Regions from separate parts of the Homo sapiens genome. Here all the other regions are linked to region 1. A link is a contact called in ENCODE Hi-C or POLR2A ChIA-PET data. All regions are on one chromosome and are shown on one strand. Each heading gives the region's core, a stretch centred on a gene start or an enhancer-like site at or near the end of the contact. The rest is flanking DNA. Distances are from core to core; before and after follow the strand shown. Region 1 has its middle 280 kb from the start of MYT1L. Region 2 holds the start of EIPR1 (EARP complex and GARP complex interacting protein 1). Region 3 holds the start of RNASEH1-DT (RNASEH1 divergent transcript).

The links. Hi-C counts contacts between places; a loop is a spot of excess contacts on that map. ChIA-PET counts read pairs that join two places held with the same protein, here RNA polymerase II (POLR2A). Pooled maps may share reads with other maps.
Region 2: a map of B cell shows a loop between it and region 1 (23-fold over the local background). The contact joins the promoter of EIPR1 here to the enhancer-like site in region 1. A Hi-C loop is called at or near these places in 6 of 168 maps with a recorded cell type or tissue (B cell, CD4-positive, alpha-beta T cell, CD8-positive, alpha-beta T cell and 2 more), 4 of 37 single-sample maps with no recorded cell type and 19 of 50 pooled maps. POLR2A ChIA-PET finds 5 or more read pairs at or near these places in 2 of 52 experiments (naive thymus-derived CD4-positive, alpha-beta T cell and naive thymus-derived CD8-positive, alpha-beta T cell).
Region 3: a map of naive thymus-derived CD4-positive, alpha-beta T cell shows a loop between it and region 1 (17-fold over the local background). The contact joins the promoter of RNASEH1-DT here to the enhancer-like site in region 1. A Hi-C loop is called at or near these places in 2 of 168 maps with a recorded cell type or tissue (both naive thymus-derived CD4-positive, alpha-beta T cell), 2 of 37 single-sample maps with no recorded cell type and 10 of 50 pooled maps. POLR2A ChIA-PET finds 5 or more read pairs at or near these places in 1 of 52 experiments (CD8-positive, alpha-beta T cell).

The regions. Positions count from the first base shown.
Region 1 is chr2:2,611,897-2,615,633 of GRCh38, forward strand. No RefSeq gene overlaps it. Among named protein-coding and RNA genes, the nearest start is that of MYT1L, 280 kb to the left of the region's middle. Within about 2 kb of position 1,640, at least 14 of the 41 ENCODE cell types and tissues checked have a DNase peak (open chromatin) inside an H3K27ac peak, as active enhancers do; they include B cell, CD8-positive, alpha-beta T cell and psoas muscle, where a contact is called at or near this core.
Region 2 is chr2:3,375,894-3,379,815 of GRCh38, forward strand. It overlaps EIPR1 (EARP complex and GARP complex interacting protein 1), which reads right to left and starts at 1,925. Exons shown (of 9, transcript NM_003310.5): 1 at 1,755-1,925. The coding sequence starts at 1,796. TRAPPC12 (trafficking protein particle complex subunit 12) reads left to right here and starts at 3,801. Exons shown (of 12, transcript NM_016030.6): 1 at 3,801-3,922. RefSeq lists enhancers at 1,429-1,708, 1,729-1,908, 1,929-1,978, 2,250-2,766, 2,767-3,283 and silencers at 2,149-2,208, 3,772-3,821.
Region 3 is chr2:3,556,862-3,560,631 of GRCh38, forward strand. It overlaps RNASEH1-DT (RNASEH1 divergent transcript), which reads left to right and starts at 1,525. Exons shown (of 3, transcript NR_038429.1): 1 at 1,525-2,137; 2 at 2,587-2,868. It overlaps RNASEH1 (ribonuclease H1), which reads right to left and starts at 1,472. Exons shown (of 8, transcript NM_002936.6): 1 at 1,272-1,472; 2 at 1-43. The coding sequence starts at 1,399. RefSeq lists silencers at 1,134-1,233, 1,604-1,923 and enhancers at 1,324-1,573, 3,238-3,770.

The sequences.
Region 1 (3,737 bases), core at 390-2,889:
AATATGTTTATATTAAATTAAAAGCTTCTGCACAGCAAAGGAAACAACAGAGTGAAGAGACAGCCTGGAGAATGGAAGAAAATATTTGTGGAACCATACCTCTGATAAACAGTTAATATTTAAAATACACAAGAAACTCAAAAAAACTCCATACTAAGGAAACAACAAACCTGATTAAAAAATGGGCAAAGAACCTGAAAAGACATTTCTCAAAATAAGGCTACAAATGGCCAACAGGTGTATGAGAAAATGCTCAACATTACTAATCATCAGGGAAATGCAAATTAAAACCACAATAAAATATCACCTCATACCTGTTGTTACGATGCCTGTTATCAAAAGGGCAAGAGGTAACAAGGATATGGGAGGATGTGGGGAAAGAGAATCTTGCGTTGTTGATGGATACGTAAATTAGTGCAGCCATTATGGAATGCAGTATGGAAGCTCCTCAAGAAGTTAAGTAGAGCTGCCATATGATTCAGCATTTCACCTTCTGGCTATATACAAAGGAAATGGAATCAGTATGTCAAAGACAGACCGAACTCCCATGCTCCCTGCAGTATTATTTACAACAGCCAAGATATGGAATCCACCCAAGTACCTATCAACAGGTAAATGGATAAAGAATAGGTAGCATATATACACAATGGAATACTATTCAGCCTTAACACAATGGGGAAATCCTATCATTTGTGACAATGTGGATGACCTAGGAGGACATTAAGCTCAGTAAAATAAGCCAGAAACAGAGAGACAGATCCTGCATGACCTCAGTTTTATAGAGAATCCAAAAAAATCAAACTCATAGAAGAGAGTAGAATGGTGGTTATCCTGGCAGAGGGAAATGCAGGGAGGCATGGGGAGAGGCTGATCAAAGCATACAAAATTGTCATTAGGAGGAATAAGCTGAGGAGATCTATTGTATAACACGGTGATTATAGTTAATCATTAACTATATTAATTATATTATTAATATATTAACATGTATTGCATACTTGAAAATTGCTAAGACTACATTTTCAATGTTCGCAAGGTACACACACAAAGTATGTGAGGTAGTGGATATTGATTAGCCTGATTTATTCATTCCACAATGTATACATATATTAAAACGTCATTTTGCACACCATACACGTATTTCATTTTCATTTGTCAATCATTAAAACTAAAATTATTATTATTATTTTTTTAAAGAAAGATCCTAAACAGTTTTCTAAATATCTTTATTTTAGGTTCAGAAATAGTTTTCAGAGGCCTGGTGTTCCTCTGGGTCTTCTACCTGATGGGCTCTTTTCCTTGTTCAGCAACGTCCTTTAGGTCCCATGCTAGTTCTTTTTATTCGTGTTGTTTTCCTTTTTGTGAGTTTTTATTTTGCTTTAACTCTTCTTCAGGGAGAACTCAGTTGTCTAGGACTAGTGCCTGCCAACTGCCGCGTGGTTACATGAAGGAGCCTTGGATAGACTTGCTTCCCAGTCCTTAGCTAGAGTACAGCGTGATATGGAAGCGCCGGGCTCAGCCTCTGATTTAAGCCGCTCTGCGCACTGAGGACACCGCCCCAAACCCCATGACTCTACCCAGAATGCAAGCAAGATGGTGCCAGGGCGCACTAAATCCCCAGCATGCACTGCGACCGCCCTTAGTAGCAAGCGTAAACTACAATCCCCAGGATGCACTGCACCAGGGCTGCGCCTGCCTGGCGTCACGGGCGTGAATTACAATCCCCAGCATGCACCGGAGTAGCGGGCGTCATCAACAACCCCCTACGTGCCGCGCGCGGCCTCTAGCCCTCACCTGTGCTCTGCTTGTTCTGTGCATAAACAAGGGTCTATGAGGGTGCAGAGGGTGCTCTGAGGGGCGGGGGTGGGAGGGGCGGTGGGAGAAGACTATTCTGGCCACCAAAACGGCAGCACCGCTGCAACAGAAAAGATGCCTGCTTCTCTGGAGGGTAATGACGATGCTCTGAAGCTGACTGTGCTGCTGCAGGCATGCAAATCCTCTGACAGTTTTAAAGAGAGCACAGCACGCATTTTAAGACATGGCTCCACCAGCCTTATGGCAAGCGGAATTCTTATATAATGTGGCAATGTATGGACAGTCAGTTTTTGTTTTAGGGGGCGTCACAGATTGTGTTCACTTTGCATCTAGAACAGCTAGCCAGTGTCATTTCAATCTCTGGACGCCTTTAATTTGGGATGTGCGCATATGCATCTGTACTCTTGTGCATGTAAATCCAAGTGTGTGAGTGAGCACTTGCATTAAAAAAATAATAATAAAATAAATAAAGAGGGATTTCAAGATGGTGACAGCAGAGACTGAAGCCAAGCATAGGACCCTCCTGGCTGGGGCCCAGGTCAGTGACCAGGAGGTGGCTGTGGTGCACGACAAGGGCTACAAGTCCTTGTAAATGCAAGTGTGTGAGTACCAGTGCTCAAACATGTGCATGTATGCATATCCCCTTCTCCGGGAGAGAATCTCCTCCCGGTGGTGACATTGTTTACAGAGAAGGTTTTTACACTAGCTAGCTGAGAGGCTGTGACTACATCCATCCCCAGGCCTGAATGTCTGAACTACTAATCAGTATCCTCAGCCTGGCTCCTGCCTTCTGAGGATTTCCTCAGCCCACAGGCAGTCGTTCGAGCTGGGGCTCAGTGCTGTCTCTGTTAAGTCTCTCCAAGCCCGGCAGAAGACTCCTGAGACCACCCAGAACACGGAGCCTGTGCTAGTCAGGAAGGCTTGGGCTTTAGGGAACTGCTGTACCCCAAAGAGAGACAGCCTCCAGCTGCTTCTCTAAGACAGGCTGAGGCTCTGCACAGCTGGGAGTTGCTTGGAGGAGCAAGGGACAAGGTCGACCTCTTCTTCCTTCTTGCTCCCCAGGGTTCAGCAGGGCCACGGCATGCTTCCTAAGCTGTGTTCCTGTGGGCGCCTCCTCGGGGGTTATGTTTTTGTCGTTGATTTCAGTTTGTGTGCAAGGACAGAAGATGGAGTGCAGCAAACCTACGAAACTATCAAATCTGATATGAGCTCTAAGTAAAGCATAACTGCAAGGAGACAAGGGGAGCAGATGGTCAACAATTCTATTCAATGACGGAAAGCAGCCCCAATTAACCATGATCAGAACTAGGCTTATAGCCCTTGTCGTGCACCACAGCCACCTCCTGGTCACTGACCTGGGCCCCAGCCAGGAGGGTCCTATGCTTGGCTTCAGTCTCTGCTGTCACCGTCTTGAAATCCTCTTTTTCTTTTTTGACACGGAGCTTCACTCTTGTCACCCAGGTTGGAGTGCAGTGGCGTGATCTCAGCTCATTGCAACCTCTGCCTCCCAGGTTCAAGTGATTCTCCTGCCTCAGCCTCCTGAGTAGCTGGGATTACAGGTGTGCACCACCATGCCTGGCTAATTTTTTGTATTTGTAGTAGAGACGGGGTTTCACCATGTTGGCCAGGCTGGTCTTGAACTCCTGACCTCAGGTGATCCGCTAGCCTTCACTTCCCAAAGTGCTGAGATTACAGGTGTGAACCACTGTGCCCAGCCCCTCACATTTTTGAACAAGGGGCCACACATTTTTATTTTGCACTGATCCTCACAAATTTTGTAGCTACCAGCTGTCCTGACATAAACTTCCTCCTGTGGGCCTCAGTGTTCTTCTTTGCAAGATGGGAAGATTGGAATAAAAAGTTTTCAAAGATATTTTTGCTGCAAAACTTTTTTGTCAAAAAAGAATATATTTAGAACTTGAGAC
Region 2 (3,922 bases), core at 675-3,174, 760 kb after region 1:
ATGTGATATAGCCACTGGTCAAATCCTATAGCACAGTTTATTATACAGGACACTTAACTGCTGCCCTGTATAAAATTTATTTGTAAGAATTTTGTCTTAGGCAGGGTGCGGTGGCTCATGACTATAATCCCAGCACTTTGGGAGGCCAAGGAGGGCAGATCACTTGAGCTCAGGAGTGTGAGACCAGCCTGGGCAACATGGCGAAACCCCATTTCTACAAAGGAAAAAAAAGGAATTTTCTCTCATTATAACAATTAGAACAACAATTATTGAACACACTATGCACCAGGCACTGTTCTACGTGATTCAATTAAGTGTATTAACTCATTTAATTTCATAACAGCCATGAGGTGGGGGGGAGGGAGATGCATATTTTATTGGCAAGGAAACCGAGGCCCAAGGTCACATAGTTAATAAGTGCTAGAGGCAGGATTTAAAACTTAGGTGTCTGGGTGGCATATGTTATTCTACTAACACTGCTGCCTCTCTGACTGTAACCTACTTAAAAACAGACATTGGCCAGGTGCGGTGGCTCACGCCTGTAATCCCAACACTTTGGGAGGCTGAGGCAGGCAGATCACAAGGTCAGGAGTTCAAAACCAGCCAGGCCAAGATGGTGAAACCCCGTATCTACTAAAAATACAAAAATTAGTCGGGCGTGGTGGCGGGTGCCTGTAATCCCAGCTACTTGGGAGGTTGAGGCAGGAGAATCACTTAAACCCGGGAGGCGGAGGTTGCAGTGAGCCGAGGTCACGCCACTGCACTCTAGCCTGGGCAACGGAGCAAGACTCCATCTCAAAAAAAAAAAAAAAAAGCAGACATCATTTATATCTTTAACACATACTGCTGCACAAAATTATGTATCAAGTATTTCATATGGCAGTGAACTGTGTTTCTATCTCTCTATCTGTCCCTCAGTGCTTTAGGCATAACACATTCTCAAAAGCTACTTGAATAGATGAAAACCAGGACAGGGCTCTAACAGGCCCTACACAATCCTCATCTTCCTCCCCCGCTCATCTCATCCCCTACCTCATTCCCCCTGACGCATTTACTCTATCCACGGCAGCTTTCTTGCTGTCCTGAACTACCATGTGCATTGCTTATGCTCTGGGGGCTCATTCGGTTCATAGTCATTTGTTGAACACCTACTATGTGACAGTCATGAAAAGGCACTGGAAAATACAAGGTAAAAAACTAGTGTGAAAACAGTTGAATCCGAAGACAGTCTGTGGTTTACTGAATATTAGTGTACCAATGTTAATTTCTAAGCTGTGATAAATGTACGATGGTTATGTAAAGTGTTAACATTAAGGGAAGCTGGGTGGAGGGTAAAGAAGAACTTTCTATGTATTTTTACAACTCTTCTAAATACTTTAAATTGTTTCAAAATCAAACATTTTTATTTTAAACAACATACAGTTCCTACCTTCAGGAACTCAAATTCTAGAGGAAAAGGTGGGCGTGTAAATAAATGAGTCCACCAAAGTGAGTGATAACTTCCAGGTCAGAAGTCATGTTCGGGACAGGATGTGAAGGGGAAGGAGGCAGGCCGGCTGTGGCCAACCCTGTTATCCAGTACAACCGTTTAACCTCCTAAAGCCTCAGTTTACTTCTCTGCAAAATGGGAACTAGGGAACAGACACGGGTCCTTGCAGGGCTGGTGGGAGATCTGCAAACCGAAGTCACCATGGGACCGCGCATGCTATCAACAGCCAGGCCGAGCAGCACCTGCCGCCCTCCCAGTGACCCACCTGGAACTCCAGCCCGTAGATCACTGGTGCATCGTCCTCCATGCTGCGGGGAAGCGACCCGACCCCGGCCACTCACACGCTAAGGACCTCGCTACGGCCGGCGCGTCCCCACCTCGCGGGCGTGTTCCCAGCGCCCATTCATTCCCTCCCCGCAGCAAACGACTCCAAACTGGAAGTCTTTCTGGCCCAGAACAGCTTCCGTAGTGGCCACTTCCTATTTTTCGGATGTGTCATCAATCTGTTCCTCACCAGCGACCAATGGCAGCGGCGCTGGCTTGTGCGCATGGCCACTTGGGCTCACATCCGGGCTCTCAGCGCGGGGACTCCTGGAGGTGAGAACCCGGCCCAGAGGAAATAAGTTGGTGGGCGGAGCGGGCCGCGGAGGCCGGCTGTGGGTGGAGGCCGGCTCCGAGCGCAGGCCGTCGGGAGCAAGCGGCGATTAGCCTTAGCTAGCCATCGCATCTAAGAATCGCTCACGCCGTAGTTGGGCGCCGCCATGTATTGTCATTTGTATGTACTTGGCGTTCCTGAGCGCTGGGCCAGCGCTTCACACGCACTGCCATAAGGAGCTTCATCCAACCCTATGAATAAGCTGTTACACTTCCATTTTACCGATGAGACGCTGCAAAGTTGAGTAACACAGTCGCAGCGCTCATTGGTCCATTGGGTAGCCAGGATGGGCACCTGAGCTGACTCCCTTAGGTTCGGCCCAAGGTGCCCTAAGTCAGGGCCATGCCTAATGCATTTCTGCAGGTGCCCAGCACTGTGTGGCAAAGAAAGCACTACCAAGGATGGGGTTATGAAAGCCGGCACCGCACCACTGGTGGTCCTGGACTGCATATGCCTCCGAATGGGAGTCGGAAGGGAAGGCCCTGGGGTTCCTAGAGGTCTCCAAAGACTAAAGACTTGTGGTGGAGAGACTGCCCCTCTTTCGCATCCTGCTCAAAGTGCCTGCCCTGGCCTTGGGCCAGCAGAAATGGCATCGCAAGGACTCCAAAATACATCATAGCTGAACCACGCCGCTAGCCTGGTTCCACCGGGGCTTCCAGGACCACGCACCTTTCCTCCATTTCTGTGATTAGCTTTCCCCTCTACCCTTTATTGATCTCCGTGACGGAAATGGTTGGGTCTCGTTTTGCTCAGTTGGGCAAGGCGCGTGGTATTGAGTTAAGGCTGGATGAGTATCTGTTGAGTGTATGAAATTTTAGAGATTACATGAGAAATCAAATGAGCAGGCCGGGCGCGGTGGCTCACGCTTGTAACCCCAGCATTTTGGGAGGCTGAGGAGGGTGGATCACAAGGTCAGTTCGAGACCTGCCTGGCCAACACAGTGAAACCCCGTCTCTACTAAAAATACGAAACTTAGCCCAGCGTGGTGGCACGCGCCTGTAATCCCAGCTACTCGGGAGGCTGAGGCAGGAGAATCGCTTGAACCCGGGAGGCGGAGGTTGCAGTGAACCGAGATCGCGCCACTGCACTCCAGCCTGGGCGACAGAGCCAGAGTCGGTCAAAAAAAAAGAAAAGAAAAGAAAGAAATCAAGTAAGCAAAAACAAGAAAGAAAGAAATCAAGTAAGCAATGGCCCAGACATGAGAATCATCCTATTCAACCACTCTGTTTGCCGATATTAACTTGCGGAGCTAAGAGGGCCTTCATACTTCGGGATTAAACCCACCCATCTATCACTGATATCTTTATCATTAATTTTATTATACAAGTACTGCAGGTGCATGGTAAGAAACTTACAAAATACAGATAAACACAAAGACAAATCCATAGAAACACTGATTTCTAGGATATGCTGGTCAATAAAAATAGCCTAAGCGACTCCCTTTCACCCGCCCCATCTGCCACAGGCTTGCCTATTGCCTCTGAGTGACAGAATCAGGCTAGGTGGAGTGGAGTCTCCGTTCCCATTTCCAAGTACAGGGTCCGCTCCCCTCAACTACCGGCTCCTGGTTGCCTGTGCGCGTTCACACCTAGGGCTCCAGGCCCCGCCCACAGCAGACGAACCGGAAACGAACCCCATTTCCGGCCTGGGGGCAGGGCCTCGGGTTCCTGCATCGGGCCTGAGCAGAACTAGGCGCGCCGCGGCCCGGCACGCGCAGGCGTACAGAGCTCCCCGGGGGTGCCAGTTCCTCTCCGATTCCCGGCTTCTGTCACCTTCCT
Region 3 (3,770 bases), core at 275-2,774, 940 kb after region 1:
TCTGGCAGCAGGAAACCGGTCCACCTGTGCTCTGCACTCATTCCTGGAAAAGATGTGCAATGTTATTTCCTTCTTCCTTCTCTAACTTATCCCCTTTTTTATTGAGATTCTTAAGGTTGGAAATACAGTTGTCCCTTGGTATCTGAGGGAGACTGATTCCAGGAAGTCCTCCACCCCATCACAGATACCAACATCAGAGGATGCTTAAGTCCTTTGCATAAAATGGTGTATTTGCAAATAACCCACACACATCTTCTTGCATGCTTTAAATCATCTCTAGTTTATAATACCTAATACAATCTATATAGTTGTATTGTCTTTTTATGCGTATTTTAAAACTGTATTCTATTTTAATTTTTTCCAAATATTTTTGATCTATGGTTAGCTGAAACTGAGGATGCAAACTGGATATAGAGGACCAATTTTTGCGTGAAAAGGGCAGAGTCGCACCTTATAGTTTTATCCTGCACGTCAGACTCTACACCTGTGTTCTACTGTATGCCAGCCAGCCAGCACACCAGCACCATAAGGCTTTCGTCAAACTCAAAGCATAACAAAATACTGCGGTCTTTGAAAAAAATATTAACCATTTCTTTACAACAAAAAGGTCAACTTCTGAGATGCTTCTTCCTCAATACTGTAGCTGCCGTGCATGGGGAAACACAGGTAACGAACTTTGGTATCTTGTAGTGGGAAGAGTTCTGGTGGTACAGTCAGAACAGCTGGGCTCAAGTCCTTTCTCTGTCAGTTACATGCCCTGGGAACTTCCTGACCCCAAGAACTATACCTGAAAGTGAGAATAATCCCTCTCACCTCCAAGGGTTGTTACAAGGATCCAACTGCAAATACTGGCTTATTAGAATTTGCCTTTTTTAAAAGGGAAGATTAGGTACTGAGTTCCAATCCCAATTTAGCTGGTACGGAAAGTCTTCTGGTAACGGGGGTTCGTTCTGATTACGTGTCACTTTTTGTTGCACTTTAACTGCAACAAAGATGGAGGATTAAACACAGGGTTTATTAGGCCACCCCTAACCTTTACGCGACGTTTCTGATATTTCAAACAAGTCTTCGGTGCGTTCCAGTCCCAGGCCATGAGCCTCCTGGAACCCCGCCGGCCGAGCAGGAAAACGAGGCGGTCCCCCGACCACCCACAGCCACAGCGCGCGGCACAGACTCGGACCGCCAGGCTCCCGCCGCCGGGGTTAGCCGGGCTCCGGCCTCCCTCGACCCCGATGCCGGCAGGGAGGCGCCTCGGCGGGCGGGCCACTCACCAGGTCAGAAAGACCCCGGTCTTGCGGCCCCTCCTCACGGCATAGAACATCCCGAACCCGCGAGAGCCGCGGCGGCAGGGCAAGGCGGCCAAGGCGACTCTGTGGGCCAGGAACAGAAGCCAGCTCATCGCTCACTCCCGGCACCGGGAAGCATTTCGACTCCCGGCCCAGCGTGGGCGCGAGCCGCCGGCGCTCAACACCGCACTTCCGTCACCGGCGCGGGAAGATGACGCACGTCTGGGCGGAGTCCTGATGAGGGCCGGGGCCTAGGGAGGGGCGGTGTCGTAGGGCGGAGCCCGGAGCTCGGCCCCTGACGAGCCCGAACTCGTCAACTTCCTGTCGGTACTTGAAGAAGCGGAGCCAGGGCTGAGATCCCGAAGGCGGGCGAGGTCTGGGATGGGGCGGGGCCTATGGGAGCGGGGCTGAAGCCCTGGGCCCGGCAGAGGAAGGTCGAGATGGACCATGTTGGGCCCCTTCTCTCCCCGCCCCCAGGCCGCAGTTCGGGGGCCACGCCCCGGCGTGCTCGGGTCACCGCGGGAAGCCCTTGAACCCCCTGGCGCCCGGCACCCACGTGCGGTAACCGCGGCTCCTCGAGAGCTCCAGGGATGCGGATCTACAGTAAGGGCTGTGGCCAGATGAATGAATGCACATTTTTTAGTGGGCAGAAAGATGTTAGAATTCATGAATTAGAATAAGCACAAAGGAGGGCGAGAGGGGAGGCCGTGGAAGCCGCATTCCTCCCCTTGCCTTGGGCGCCCACCCCCGAAGGGGCGCGTCCCCTCCCTGCTCCACTGCACGTGGGTGTTTAACCAGGGGATATCCAGTGCCTCAAGCACCACGACCCGGGAGAAAACTGAGTTGAGAAGGTAACTTTTAGAATTCTCCCCATTTGACCTTTTGCTCTGTAAGCAAATCAAGTAATTTTAAAAGTGTTCATGGGTTGGAGGGGCGTGGTGGCTTACGCCTGTAATCTCAGCACTTTGGGAGGCCAAGGCGGGTGGATCACCAGGTCAGGAGATCGAGACCATCCTGGCCAATATGATGAAACCCTGTCTCTACTAAAAATACAAAAATTAGCCGGGCGTGGTCGCCTGCGCCTGTAATCCCAGCTACTCAGGAGGCTGAAGCAGGAGAGGCGCTCGAACTCGAGAGGTGGAGGTTGCATCTGGGCGACAGAGCGTGATTCCGTCTCAAAAAAAAAAAAAAAGTCTCCATTGGCAAACATTGTTATTCGAATTATTTTTAAACCACTTTTCTTTAATTTTCTTAAGGTCTTCTAACAAGCCTTTTGCACACCTGCCATGTATTTTGTCAGGCCTTGGGGATGAAGGTGAGAAATTCGAGAATCCCCGGAGATAACACATCAGCAAATAGTGCGCAGGCAGAACAAGCTGTTGGAGGTGAGAGACACAGAGCAGAGAAGCACCCGCACCTGGAGAGTCAGGAGGGCCTCACATCAGAACGCCTGAGCAAATACAGTTTTGAAGGATACTAATTTTTTAAAAAGTTCATTCACATGAGTTAGACAAAGAGAAAGAAGCAGGACATTCTAGGAAGAAGGAACGGCCCAGGCAAAAGCGACGCGTACATTGGCGTGGTAAGTTGTGTTCCTCTGTGAAATCGAAGAACATCTTTTTTTTTTTTTTTTTTTTTTTTTAAACAGAGTCTTGCTGTGTCGCCCAGGCTGGAGTGCAGTGGCACGATGCACGATTGGGGCTCACTGCAACCTCCACCTCCCGGGTTCAAGCATTTCTCCTGCCTCAGCCTCCCAAGTAGCTGGGATTACAGGCGCCCGCCATCACGCCTGGCTAATTTTTATGTATTTTTAGTAGAAACAGAGTTTCACCATGTTGGCCCGGCTGGTTGCGAACTCCTGACCTCAAGTGATCCGCCTGCCTCAGCCTCCCAAAGTGCTAGGATTACAGGCATTAGCCACTGTGCCTGGCCAAAGAACATCAATTTTAAACATTTCAGCTTTCCTAATTTTAATTTAAATTGGCCATAGCTTTCATTCCTCATTCCTACCTATTGCACTTCAAGACGGATTCTTATTTTAAAATAAAAAGACACACACAGCTGTCCCTAAAGTCCATTTATGACTGATCATCCTACCCTTGTGTAGATATCTGAGGAAGCCCAGAGATGCCCGGGAAGGCTCTCAGGATGACCTGACAGCTGCCCCCACCTCGTCAGCATATCTGAGGGTTGACCTACCAAGGGCTTGCTTTTCTGTGCCCACTGGCTGGTCCTGTATCACAAGGACTCATCTTCCCTGAGAAGTCCTAGGTTGGAATTACCTGAGGACGCTTGCAGGATCATCCACATGACTTTCCACAGTGCCAAAACCCTCTCTCTTCCTTCTTCCTTCCTTCCTTCCTTCCTTCCTTCCTTCCTTCCTTCCTTCCTTCTTCTTTCCTTCTTTCGTCTTTTCTTCCTTTGTTCTCTTTTCTTTCTCCTTTCTTTCTTTCTTTTCTTGTTTCTTTCTTTTCTTTCCTTTTC